4 separate regions of the Homo sapiens genome follow, and all the other regions are linked to region 3. The links are chromatin contacts, found by Hi-C or POLR2A ChIA-PET in ENCODE. All regions are on one chromosome and are shown on one strand. Each heading gives the region's core, a stretch centred on a gene start or an enhancer-like site at or near the end of the contact. The rest is flanking DNA. Distances are from core to core; before and after follow the strand shown.

Region 1 (3,262 bases), core at 286-2,785, 560 kb before region 3:
TTCACTTCTGTATAGCTCAGGGCTTGCTCCTTCTTACCAAAAGCAAGATTTCCATTTGAATACACCTTGCTTCCAAGTTGCCCACTGACCCCACTCTTAACTCCCAGAGTACCCCCTTGGTAGTCTAAACCTGTAAAGGTAATTCCATCCTCCTTATTAGAGTTGAAGATTGGCCGTGTCACCCAGTTCTAGGCAACAAGATGGGATGGCTAAGAGGCTTCTAGGAAGGAGGTACATTGCTTTTCCGGAAGAAGTACTAGAAACCCGCTCTCTCTCACTCACTCGCACTCTCTGGACACAGATAAGGGAGCACTAGCATTAATGTGTTGGCAACCATTCTATGCTCACAAAGACAGCAAGCCCCAGGAGCGAGTGAACCCTCATAGGCAGAGATAGAGGTAACCTGGGGGCTTACAAGCATCAATAAGCCACTGGCCTCTCCTCTCCTGAGCCAACAAGTGTCCTTATCACTTAGGAAAGTTTTTACATTTTCTATGAATTGCCAGTGTAAGCACCCTAACCCATACTGGTTTCTTCTGAAACCACATTACCTGAGACCTTTTCTGGTGAGGATTCTGTCACTGGTCAGTTGTCATTTCTCAGTGACAAATGAGACCACATGCACTAAAGCCCGTAGCCCAATACTTAGCACTCACTAGATGCTCAATAGATGTTAGTTCCTGTCACTTTGTCTTGCTTCTCAGCTTTGATCACTTGCTCTCCCACATCTTCACCATTGCTTCAATGTTTTGTACACTAATGGCCAGGTCCCAGCAGGCCTCCAGATGGCTCAATGGTTAGAAGTCTCACTGCCTAGGAAGTACTGGAACTGGGAACTCCATGATCCACAAACACCAGCAAATGAGAGACGTTGTTTATTAGACTGCTACCATGGCTAGTCACGTCATGGGGGTTCTCACTTTTCCCAGGATTAGCATGAACACCAACACCCAGTAAAATCTGGATTTCAATCATCCAGAGCCAGTTGAAAATGTTTCACTCCTGAGTCATCATTGGCAGTAATCAGTTGTCACATAGCAGATGTTCAAAATAGACTGATTAATAAAGAATTCTGATTATTAGATGATAGTAATAGTGAGAGGAGAGTGAGATGAGAGTGGGCTCATGGTATTGCTAAAGAAGGCCAAGAATGTTGACCAGTAACTTCTCTTGAAAACAGAGCTGCTGTACTTCCCCACTTCGTCTCCCTAAATGGCCTCGTTCCAGGATTGGGCCCATCAGAAATTGAGAAAGAAAGGAGAGAAGGGGGAAGGAAAGAGAAAGAAGGAAGGTGGATAAAAAGAGTTGTGTCTCAAAGTTTCCTGAGCTACAACACTGCCCTAGAATGATCTGTTCTCTAAGGTGTCCTAAGAAATCCTCCCCAAATGGTTGTGGTTTTGTCTTTTTGCTTTGTTGTTTCGAATTCATTCTGATTTGATTGTGAGATACATGAATCTTACAGTAACCTCATGAAACACTTGTGGAGACCTTGGGATATTGTGAAAACATTCTGAGAGCGCTAGCCTGAGAATGCTAGCCTGGGTGGACCACTCCCTCCCGCCTCACCAGTGACTCACTTGGTGACTCAGTGCTTGTCACGCAGAGATCCACTGGGCCCATGTGCAGCTCACCTTCCTCCGCCTACCTTGAGGAAAACTAGGGACTCATTAGACAAAGTGTTCAAACTGTTTTCTGTTCCTCCAGGCATAAGTTATATGTATACAAGGCATTATCATCTCCCACACATTAAGGAGCAGTGGAAATCGGAAGTGGGGAATAGGAGGCTGGGGGCATTGGAGGGGCAATCTTACTTTCACAAAGATGTTAATTGAATGTTACCAGCAAAGCAAAGACCTAGAAATTTCATAAAATAGAAAAGATTCTGATTATTGTTTTCATTATCAAAATTTCTAATTTCTTGAGGACTTTAAAAAAAAGAAGGCGGCCAGGGGCAGTGCCTCACACCTGTAAACCCAGCACTTTGGGAGGCCAAGGAGGGAGGATTGCTTGAGCCCAGGAGTTTGCGACCAGCTTGGCCAACATGGCGAAACCCCATCTCTACTAAAAATGCAAAAATTAGCCGGGCGTGGTGGCATGTGCCTGTAAACACAGCTACTCGGGAGACTGAGGCAGGAGAATTGCTTGAACCCAGGAGGTGGAGGTTGCAGTGAGCCAAGATCGTGCCACTGCACTCCAGCCTGGGCAACAGAGAGAGACTCTATCTCAAAAAAAAAAAAAAAAAAAAAAAAAAAAAAATTTAACCATACGCAGTGGTGCATGCCTGTAGTCCCAGTACGGAGGAGGCTGAGGCAGAAGGATCCCTTGAGCCAGGGAAGTTGAGGCTGCAGTGAGCCATGATCATGCCACTGTATTCCAGTCTGGGCGAGAGAGAGAGAGAGAGAAAGTCTTAATGTGCCAGTGCAAACTTCCATTTCACATATATTAAATCCCCTTTTTACCCTAAAAGACTCTAAAATATCCTGTAATATTTAAATATTTGCACTTTTATTTCTCTCCCATATAATCACCTCAACTTCAGTTTATGCAAATATGTGAAATCTTCAAACATAATAGGAAGCCAAGTTGCTCACAGAAAGGAAACCTATGACAACCTTCATTACTGCATGCCAAAAATGTCAGGCCAATCTACTAATTTACTAGAACCAAGATAAAACCAGCTCAGCCAGCCAGCGCTCAGGAGTTCCCTCTCAAACATATGCAGGGTTAACAAAATATTGAGCCTAAACTCATTTGGAAAATGAGCATGTGTTTTTTTTTTTTTAAGCAGAGGCTGCTTGCTGACCCAGCCTTCCAGTCAAACAGCTAAAACTCAGCTTGTCCTGTTTCCCTTGAGGTCTGAGTTCTAAAGTCCCCTAGTTTCAATACATTTTGCCAGAAATAACTTTAAGGATCTCCTGAACAGGCACCAAAGCTCTTGTAACAATGTAGTCACTTTAAATTAACATCCTAACTTAAAATAACTAAACCTGATTTTTGTTCGTGATCAAAATTTATATTGGAACACCTCCACAGAGGTCAAATTTAACGTATTCACTGACAAACAAGACAAGCAGGGAGGGCATTTACTGACAACCAAGAATTGGAACAGGATGTCAAAAGCAAGGCTGTTTCTGAAAAGAAAATATTAATAGTTTATTTACATTGCCAATCACTGTGGGTTGAACCTAACCCTTAATTAGGCAAAAGAACCAATGGGTAAATCCTCCTCCCCCAAAAGTTTTTCTTTTCCTGAAAGTTCCTT
Region 2 (3,292 bases), core at 618-3,117, 640 kb before region 3:
TGGCAGGGGAAGCTGGGATGGAGAACAAAGTAGGAGAAGAATCATTTGCTGTGAACTCTGTATTTGGATTCCATTTTTGATGATCTTTGAAAATGGGAATAAAGGATTTGGGTTATTTTTAAATTCCTTTGGAGGCTAGACAGTTTCCCTAAATTCAGCATTCCCTTTGAAACTAGACCGCATGAGTCTCTGGTTTGTGCAGGGTTACCCTGGGTCAGAGTTGCCTCTAGAATAAGCAATGGGTAAGTCCTTGAGCTGTTGGAAGCGCATGGAGTGCCTGACAGTCTTCTGCACATTAGGCATAGGGGACCCTTTTGGGGGAAGAGGATGAAGAATAGGAGGGGTGATGGGAGCATGTTGGGTTGTGCCAGTTTAAAGAGAACGTGAAAAAGATAAGCAAGCAAATGAGGCTGCAAAAGAGGAATCATGGGAGAATGAGGAAAATTAAGTGATCATAGCATCCCTGAGGTCAAAAGAGCAGGGGTTTCAGGGAGAGTGCCAGGGCATTAGTTAATACAAAGAAGAGACCACTGGCTTTGCACCCTGGAGGTCAATGCTATCCTCTTCCTAATCCATTACTATAGAGTGATGGGGACCAGCGTTTGTGTATTGAGGAGATAATGAGAAGTGTAAATGGAAAACAACCAGAAGATAACAAGGATAAACAACTCTTTCAAAAATATAGTCACAGGTCACTTAACAGGACTACATTCTGAGAAATGCACTATTAGACAATTTTATTGTTGTGCGAACATCAACAGAGTAGCTTACACAAACCTAGATGGTGTAGCCTACTAGGCTAGAAGGTGTAGTCTATTGATCCTAGGCTACAAACCTACACAGCATGGTACTGTACTCAATACTGTAGGCAACTATAACACAATGGTAAGGATTTGTGTACCTAAATATACCTAAACATAGAAAAGGGCTAGGTGCAGTGGCTCACACCTGTAATCCCAGCACTTTGGGAGGCTGAGGCAGGCGGATCACCTGAGGCCAGGAGTTTGAGACCAGCCTGACCAACATGGCAAAACCCGGTCTCTACTAAAAACACAAAAATTAGCTGGGCATGGTAGCACATGATTGTAAAATCTCAGTTACTCGGGAGGCTGAGGCATGAGAATTGCTTGAACCCAGGAGCTGGAGGTTGCAGTGAGCAGAGATCACGCCACTGGACTCCAGCCTGGGCAACAGAGCAAGACTCTGTCTCAAAAAATAATAATAATAAATTAAAAAAATAAACATAGAAAAGGTACAGTAAAAATATTGTATTATAATTTTATGGTACCACCATCATATATGCAGTCCATCATTAACTGCCACATCATTACATGGTACATGACTATATTTAATGGCTTAAAAACACAGAGATGTGCAAAATCATTTATGTCCAAGGGTTATTTGTCATAAAAACATAATGTACATAACAAAACTTGGGACAACCTAAAACACCAATACAAGGTATTGGCTAAATTTTAAAAGTGTTTTAGAGAAGCGTATTTAATAGAAGAGGAAAATGTTCACTGTTTAAGTGAATAAAACAAGATACAAAAGGCATATACAGTATGAGTTCAATTTTTTTCATCTATACAATACAGGCATAAAAATATTAAAATGATATATATTTGATAAACTGATAGGTAGATTTCATTTTCTTCTTTGTGTTATTCTGTATTTCTCTAATTTTCTGAGTTCATTTGGATGCTAAAGAATGTCTGTTTTTTTACTTAGGAAGAGAGTGGTTTTTCTGTTTGTATATTTTGGTATATTTTGGTTTGAGGTTTCGGTGGTTTTTTGTTTTGTTTTTGTCTTGAGTGATAGTACGTATATGAGATCATGTACAACTACCTACTGTTGCTCTCTTCCACTGGGATGTTTTTGATGTAATGGCTATGCATCTCGGCCTTGGGGGGCCTAGTGCAGCCTAGTGCAATGTCAAAGGGGCTGTCACCTGGTTCTTGCTGCCACCTGCCTGTGCAGGTGGCTGCTGAGGCAGCCTTTGGCCCACAGGTCCCCTGAGACATCCTTTGCCTCTGTCTGCCTTCCTGGCCCACTGGCTCTCCTGACCAGTCTAAGCACAGATGAGTGGAGGGCGGGGGGAATCGTCCTGGCCTGGCCTGTGCCACACTGGGGCTTGGGAGTTTCTGCAATGTCTGCTGAGGCCCCCCGCCCCCATCCTGGTCTGACTCTGCAGCCAGCTCCAGGAAGTAGAATGCAGGCTACTCTCTCCATAAGATCATGCTTTACCCACTGTCTTTCCTTCTTTCTTAACCCCAGGGAAACCTCATCTAGATTTGAGGATGAGGACGGGTGTAGGGAGCCAATCTCATCCTCTGACATTTCTCCCTAAGGGCGCAGTCCTTTGAAACACGTGTAAGTCAGCAAAAGGCACCCAGGCTATTTGCTTTCCCTCCTACCACATCCGTCCCCTGAGGCAACAAGCATTAGATGGCCTGGCTGCTTTGGGGGAGGGAGGGGCTGGCAAAAGGAGAATGATGGAGCTGGAAGGAGAGACAGAGTAGCCCTAGGTTAACCCTTCAAAACCATTATCCTGATGTGCAGATGTCGACAGAAAACAGCAAGCCTCTCAGTGCCAGCCTGCGTGCTGGAAGTGCACATGCATTATTAATTCACTGGGACATTTTTACCCTTTCCAGCCTGTTTCTCCAGGTTTCCCGCCTCCTTCCACCTTCTGTACAGGACACACCAGTTCCCTCAAGCCCAAAATGTGAGCAGCTGTCATTCTCTGCATAGCCAAGCTCGGCAGTCTGCCGAAAGGGACAAGCCAGTCCCGCAAAGGAATGATGTATGCCAAAAGATACTGCATTAGGATCTTCATTAACTGGAGGGCCAATAAATTTATGAAAATCATGAATCAGTTAATCCATTCCTTACGATGAATAGCTAATTAACATGAGGACAGGGCCTGACCCTTCTATTCATCTCTACTCACTCCTGAGCTTCCTGTTACAGACAGGCTCCAGGGCAGAAAACAGAACCCACATTGGCTAGCGTGTGTTCAGGTGGGTCCCCATGGGGCAAAGCCGAGGGGATGGACTAAACACAACCTTCTCTTAATGTTGGGACTTTCTCTGAGAGTGCATTCTTATTTCTAACTTTTCATTATGAAAATAGTCAAACACAAGTGTAGCAAGGTCTTACAAATTTATGGGGCCGGGTGCGGTGGCCTGTAATCCCAGCGCTTTGGGAGGCCAAGGCGGGCAGATCACCTGAGGTCGGGAGTTCAAGACCAGCCTGCCCAATATGGAGAAACCCTGTCTCTACTAAAAAA
Region 3 (3,271 bases), core at 54-2,553:
AATGACAGTTCTGATAAGGTTCCCAAGAGCACTCATTGCTACAGTGAGAACTCAGAATTCCATGGGTATCTTTTCGGGCTCGGTGGTTCACGCCTGTAATCCCAGCACTTTGGGAGGCAGAGGCGGATGGATTATCTGAGGTCAGGAGACCAGCCTGGCCAACATGGTGAAACCCCGCCTCTAGGAAAAATACAAAAATTAGCTGGGTGTGGTGGTGCATGCCTCTAGTCCCAGCTACCCGGGAGGCTGAGGCAGGAGAATTGCTTGAACCCAGGAGGCAGAGGTTGCAGTGAGCTGAGATCATGCCACTGCATTCCAGCCTGGGCAACAGAGTGAGACTCCATCTCAAAAAAAAAAAAAAAGAAAAAATTTCCTTGAGTTTCTTATGTTTTGTTAACTTTCTGTTATTTGTACGGTTGAAACCTCAGAGGATTAGGATAATTGCCTTTTCCAGTTTCCCTGAGCTGCTGAAAATAAACTTTCATATTTTTACTCTCCATACTCAGTATAGTTTACATCTTTAAAAGTGAACATTTATACATGTATTACTTACAAAAACACTCCCTTCTCTCAGTAAAGACCCAAATCAATCCACTAGCAAACTAGAACAAGAGAAGTTAGTGCTGGGTATCCTTAAATGTGTTCTGAGAATGATTTTATTTGCGGGGGTGGGGGGCGGGTGGAGCAGAGAGGATGCTTTGGTGGTGAAATAATTTTGGGGTGCTTGGGTTCTAAGAGGATCATGGTGTACACGAACACATCTGAAGGAAAGAAACCTGGCTATCTGTACCCGACATTTGTCAAACTTCACTGACCCGTGAGCCTTAATTTTGAATACAACCCCTTGGACATAGGGTTCTCTGGAGCCTCCTTTGAGAAGGACCAAAGTCTTGTAAAGAACGTTGAGTGTAGTTTTTGTCCCTGCTGCCACCACCTAATTTGTAAGGATGAGGGCATCAGTAGGTAGCTTGTAATCTTCATTGGGTTCTCAAATTTTAGGTGTGTGTACAACAGAGGTGTGTTTGGTAGAGGAAGGGATGACTGGGATCATGAGTTAAGGTCTTGCATACTGAGGTGGTGGGGCAGTTTCAGAGGGAACCAAAACATTTGTTGAGTCCCAGCTTTTCATCAGGACTCCTGTGCTTTGTGTCAGAAATAGATGCCATCCCTTTTTCTGTAGGAAGGAATTTATAGTTTGGAGAAGGTAGAGTTGGATTTGGAACCTCAGTTGGCCTGCGTTGAGAACTGCTGGTTTCCTGCTCAGTTAGGCCAGTTAGGGGGAAATAAGAAGACTGCCAAAACCTGTGGCTTGTGTCTCAGTTCCCTTTCTCCAGCCACTGCACCAGAGTTTGGGCGCCACACAGATGGTTCTCAGTGGCAGTTCGCAGAGCGGTCCTCATTTGGCCGGAAGCTACTCAGGCAGCCTCTGTTTCCTCACTTCAGCGGGGTGGGCTTGGGTGTGGGTGAAAGAGATAAGATATTTAGCAGTGAGTCATTTTTTTCTGGTAGTTTGACCTGGTTGCTTTGAGGATGATTGCTTCATCCTTTCTCGTACTTTACCCACTGTCCCTTAGGAAAATGGGGGTCCTGTCCGGCCAGTGTTGTTGGTATCTCAGGCCCTGTGGATGTGGGATTCTGCATATCTCTTGAACTGCCTGTTTCCTCCCAACCTCCAAAAGGTTATAATGTCCCCATTCTTCTATGAGTGACCAACATGGAATGCCATGTATGCTCAAAATATGATTTCTCATTGGCCCAGTGTTTGTAAGAAGAAACCTCTGATTTAGGGTGTGCTTCTTTATCTCCTGCATTTGGGGTTGGGATAGGCAGAAATCTGTTGGAAAAATTTTCCGCAGTGAAGGTTGGATGGGTGTTCTGTCCTGTTTTTAATTCTTTGACCACAGGACCTTTTCTCTTGTAAACACTTAAAAACCTCTAAGGCTAATGAGCAAAGCCTGGTGTGATGTATATTTTAAGGAAAGGTGTATAACAATACATGTGTACAAGGAGGGAAGCGGAGAAGGGCATGGGAGTAGAAGGGATCATTCCCCTGCAATTGGATAAGTGACATTTAAGCTGCATTCCATGTAAGCTTTTGGGCCTGGAAACCTTCCCCTCCCATCTTCCTGAGATACTGTGCTTGTTGTGAGCTCATTCAGAGTAATAAACTGTACCCGTAATTCATGAGCTTGCAAGGCCTTCTTTAACCGCTTGCAGCCAGGAGACTAATGACAACATTTAAAATTATAGATTGCTCATTTTGGAGTCTATCTGTTTCGAGTTATGAATGAAATTTCTTAGCCACTTACTGGACAGTAGAACCTGTTTGCAAAGACCCAGTGTCCTCATGTTGTGTGTGTGTGTGTGTGTGTGTGTGTGTGTGTGTGTGTGAGAGAGAGAGAGAGAGAGAGAGAGAGACAGAGAGGAGGGGTGGAGAAAGGGAGCAAGCAGTCCCCCCTTTATGTATGATTCTTAGAGGTGTTACAGGATGCAGTAACCATGAGGACTCTGGTGTTGCACAGAAGTTGAATTCTTACTTGGAAAGTTTAGGTCTGGGACGGAAGGGTGACAGAAAAAGGTTAAGGTTACCCACACTCTATCAGTGGTAGTTATCAATGAGTGACTGTTGGTAGACAGCAAGCAAATGATACTGGGGTAAGAAGGTTCTGGATATGAAAGAACTAGGTAAGATTGCAAATGTAGTCTCTCTATAAACCAGATACTCAAAAGCAAATGTTTAAAGCAGCGTATAAGTAACTGGGTTGTCCATAACTATTTCAGAAATGGCTACAATTACTCAAATCCCAGGTCTTTAAAAATTCCAAAGGAACAGCAAGGGCCACATAAAGAGGAAAATCTGCAAAATGGTAGGGTGGTACCTGAGTTAGCAAATGGGAACTTGAGCTCTTCTTTACTATAAAATTTTTTTCTTTTTTCACAGAGTGCCGAGAGTATTAGCAGACCTTTAATGCATTTGGAAGTGACACCATATTAATCATGTGGATTTCACTTTCTGTCATGAGTTCTATACATTTTGGCTTGAAATCAGTCATCAGTGTGATATTCAGAGGTTTACTACATCTCATTCATACCTTTATTTTTTTTCTAGCCCTCTCACCCGGGTTTCATCTGAGTGACTAGAAGTGGCGTTTATTTATTGACTGTGGAGGTTAACTTACACTGATGGATGATTGCAGTCCATTTTCCACTAAGCGAGTATTACATGAAATGAGTATTGTTGACCACATTTTATTTTCTCTTGTGGAATTAA
Region 4 (3,032 bases), core at 171-2,670, 920 kb before region 3:
ATAAGAACACGGCTGAAGGTAGATTCCTACAAGGTAAATTCCTATTACTGTCACTTAGGTTGTGGCTTTAGGTAACTGATATGTACGTGACATCACATTATCTACGCTACAGTACTTTAAAGCAAATGACAGATGTTGTAACAGTTTACAAGATGACCCATCTATATTTGATTACTGACAGGCATGAATAATTTACTTCAATATTTCATTAAAATTGTGCCCTGTTAATTAGATGGAGGGTTTTTTGTGACAAAGCACAAACTGCTGGGGTGGGTGGTCTGTGAGGTTGTAGAACATAAAAGGGCTTTTTATTCCCCCAGCAGATGGGGCCCCGCAAGGATAAAAGAGACTTGAGAGCCACTTAAATTGGCCTCAGGACCCTCAGTGTTGAAGCTAAGTGCTGGCTGTGGTTAAATTTATGTAAAGCGCCTAGCACAGTGCCCGGCACCCAGCAGCTGCCGAGAGCTATTAGGATTTTTTTTCCCCAAGTGTTGGGTGTGTGTGGTTAGAAACTTAGTGCCATTTCCAAGCAGGTGTGACTTTCAGTTAAGTGACTTCCTGAGTTTGTATGAGAAATCATTGGTGAAACCCAGAATAGAACTCAGAGTCTTTGCATTCGATTTCCAATCCCATCCCTCTTCTCACTGGGTTGCCTGCCCTCCTTCTGCATGGGCACCTTTGCCAAGAGAGAATGAGATTCTCAAAGCAACTAAAGTCCTCTGGTAGTTTTCAAATGGCCAGTTCTGTCCTCCTCTCAAAATATACTTTGCTCTTGTATTTCCAGTTTCAAAGTAGCAAAATGCAAAGTCCTGTCTTCCTTCCTTCCTTCCTTCCTTCCTTCCTTCCTTCCTTCCTCTTCTTCCTTTCCTTTTTCCTTCCTTCCTTCCTCCTTCCTTCCTTCCTTCCTTCCTTCCTTCCTTCCTTCCTTCCTCCTTCCTTCCTTCTCTCCCTCCTTACATCCCTCTACAAGTATCAGGCCGTGGGGAGCGGGAAAGGAAAGAAAGAAAAGGAAAAAAGACTGTCAAGTGTTTTTTATCATGCAGATGTATGTTGGGGGCATAGAAGTGGCAGGGATTGGAGACTATAGCAGAAGGAGCCCAGGCTCATCTGCTGCTAAAAATAATAAAATTCTAACTTCAGAAAATGTTGAAATATGGCTGGCGTGGCATTGTTTTTGTTGCCTTAGGAAGATACCCTCACTTGACCAGACGATTAAGAAACCTGAAAACTGCGTGTTACTGAACCAAACTTTGGGTCACCCACTCAGTGAACAGAAAAAGCCAAAAGCCAAAAACGAACACCACTGGTATTTGCAGTGAAAGAGAGGCATGTATTTCAGGGTGCCAAGCAAGGAGAACTGGGCAGCTAACACTTAGGACTCAAACTCCCAGACGGATGACAAGCAAGGGTTTTTACAATTGCAACTTCTGCTTTCCTGAAATGTACTTTGAAATGGACATTTAAAGGCATTAAATGTATAGTTGCAGTCGTAACCAAGACAAGGAAGGCATGCAGCCAATACAAGGAATTGTAAACCAAAACAAGGAAGTTACCCATTGGTTTGGCCCTTCGTAGGGGGACATCTTGAAGCAGAGGCTTACAGGTCAGAGGTGGATTCAGAGATTCTTTGATTTGCAATTGGTTAAGGAAGCAAAGCTTTGTCTAAAAACTTGGGGTTAGCAGAAAGCTATGTTTAGTTTTGGCCTGAGGGTGTGACTTTCTCCAGGCACCTCAGGAGGAAATTTAGAACAAAGAACATCAGTTAGAGTTCAGTCCTCAGTGCCCCCTTATCTGAGGTCTATGTGACGGTGGTCAACATTGTCTATCTGGTGGGGCTCCTGTTTCTGAAAAATAGCTCAAGGATACGTCAAGATAATATCTTTTAGTTTCTATAGGGAAGCAAACATCTTGTGACTCTGGCTTACTTGGTGGCTATTGTTTAAGTTACTATTATCTTCCTGCTTAGCAGGTTATTCATTTACTTCCTTAATTGCTGGTTGTAGGGTTAGCTAGGTGCCTGGAATTTCCCTTGAAGGGACTCAAAATTTTCCCTTTGTTTTTTGCTAGGTGGGGAGGTGTAGCTTGGAAGGCTCCTGAGAGGGGTTCCTGCTGTTTCATACACTTTCTCTGACCAGGCTTTCCTGAACTGGGGATAAATAGCGCATCTGCAAACACAGTGATGCCACCAGGTCAAGGTCAACACTGATATCTCAATGGCTACTAGGCCCATGTCTAACAATTCCTCATGCTTTACCCTGGCCCGTAAGCTAAAAATGTTAGGCAAAACATTGCCCATTCTCCTGCCTGTCCTCTTCCTTCTCTGGTCTGCTCCCCTCTCTGTGGAGAGGAAACTCCTGATTTGCTGAGAAGTTTCTCAAAAGCTACAGTGCAAATCACCCTAATTGTTTGCTAGATGAACAATGATCACTCTAACCTCCTAATTAACATTGTTAAAATCTGCTAACAAAGGACATTTAACAATATCTTAATTAGGAAGGATTTCCAATTTGTGATATGGAGCATGTTAGACAAACAGAGCACAATTCTCCCTTTGTTCCTGGGCTCGGTAGCCAGAGAGATTACAAGATATGACACAACATGTTCTGCGTTTGCCATTTATCATTCTATATCCTTTACACATTTGCACTACATAATTAGTATCTTGGCTAATTTTACCTGTGTTATTGTTTGCACTGTAATTTGGAGAGAATAGAGTGGGTGATACGGGTGATTTAGATTGGGGCAGGCATCTGGTTCTCCAGTTCTCCCTCCCACTGACTGCGGCTCCCAAATGCCTGCTGGAAAATACCCCAGCTAGCAGAGAAAGCAAACTTCTTGGGGTCTCCAGTTGCAGATAATGGGGTATAAAATGAATAGCCTTTTGGGTCATTCCAAATAAATATGCAGATGACTAACCCCCATTCCTTTTCCAAGCTCTTACAGCTTATTTTAAAAGCTCCTATTATCTATCACTTAATTATTAAAAAGTGTCTACTCTGTTTTCATAAATTATCTATGTGTTGGAGATATTG

Evidence for each region. Hi-C counts contacts between places; a loop is a spot of excess contacts on that map. ChIA-PET counts read pairs that join two places held with the same protein, here RNA polymerase II (POLR2A). Pooled maps may share reads with other maps.
Region 1: a loop to region 3 is called in a pooled map, with 4 times the contacts of the local background. The contact joins two enhancer-like sites. A Hi-C loop is called at or near these places in 1 of 37 single-sample maps with no recorded cell type and 9 of 50 pooled maps. POLR2A ChIA-PET finds 5 or more read pairs at or near these places in 3 of 52 experiments (PC-9, activated CD8-positive, alpha-beta T cell and activated naive CD4-positive, alpha-beta T cell).
Region 2: a map of naive thymus-derived CD4-positive, alpha-beta T cell shows a loop between it and region 3 (8-fold over the local background). The contact joins two enhancer-like sites. A Hi-C loop is called at or near these places in 1 of 168 maps with a recorded cell type or tissue (naive thymus-derived CD4-positive, alpha-beta T cell), 1 of 37 single-sample maps with no recorded cell type and 6 of 50 pooled maps. POLR2A ChIA-PET finds 5 or more read pairs at or near these places in 3 of 52 experiments (OCI-LY7, activated CD4-positive, alpha-beta T cell and activated T-cell).
Region 4: a pooled map shows a loop between it and region 3 (4-fold over the local background). The contact joins two enhancer-like sites. A Hi-C loop is called at or near these places in 1 of 50 pooled maps. POLR2A ChIA-PET finds 5 or more read pairs at or near these places in 2 of 52 experiments (OCI-LY7 and activated B cell).

Annotation. Positions count from the first base shown.
Region 1 is chr6:14,742,581-14,745,842 of GRCh38, forward strand. No RefSeq gene overlaps it. Among named protein-coding and RNA genes, the nearest start is that of LINC01108, 460 kb to the left of the region's middle. RefSeq lists an enhancer at 531-1,730. Within about 2 kb of position 1,536, at least 16 of the 41 ENCODE cell types and tissues checked have a DNase peak (open chromatin) inside an H3K27ac peak, as active enhancers do.
Region 2 is chr6:14,662,389-14,665,680 of GRCh38, forward strand. The region is part of intron 1 of LOC101928354 (a long non-coding RNA gene); the gene reads right to left. LOC102724463 (a long non-coding RNA gene) reads left to right here. Exons shown (of 3, transcript XR_926514.4): 3 at 2,658-2,875. Among named protein-coding and RNA genes, the nearest start is that of LINC01108, 380 kb to the left of the region's middle. Within about 2 kb of position 1,868, at least 7 of the 41 ENCODE cell types and tissues checked have a DNase peak (open chromatin) inside an H3K27ac peak, as active enhancers do; they include OCI-LY7, where a contact is called at or near this core.
Region 3 is chr6:15,298,333-15,301,603 of GRCh38, forward strand. The region is part of intron 1 of JARID2 (jumonji and AT-rich interaction domain containing 2); the gene reads left to right. Among named protein-coding and RNA genes, the nearest start is that of JARID2-AS1, 51 kb to the left of the region's middle. Within about 2 kb of position 1,304, at least 10 of the 41 ENCODE cell types and tissues checked have a DNase peak (open chromatin) inside an H3K27ac peak, as active enhancers do; they include OCI-LY7, where a contact is called at or near this core.
Region 4 is chr6:14,382,096-14,385,127 of GRCh38, forward strand. No RefSeq gene overlaps it. Among named protein-coding and RNA genes, the nearest start is that of LINC01108, 98 kb to the left of the region's middle. RefSeq lists an enhancer at 1-48. Within about 2 kb of position 1,421, at least 3 of the 41 ENCODE cell types and tissues checked have a DNase peak (open chromatin) inside an H3K27ac peak, as active enhancers do; they include OCI-LY7, where a contact is called at or near this core.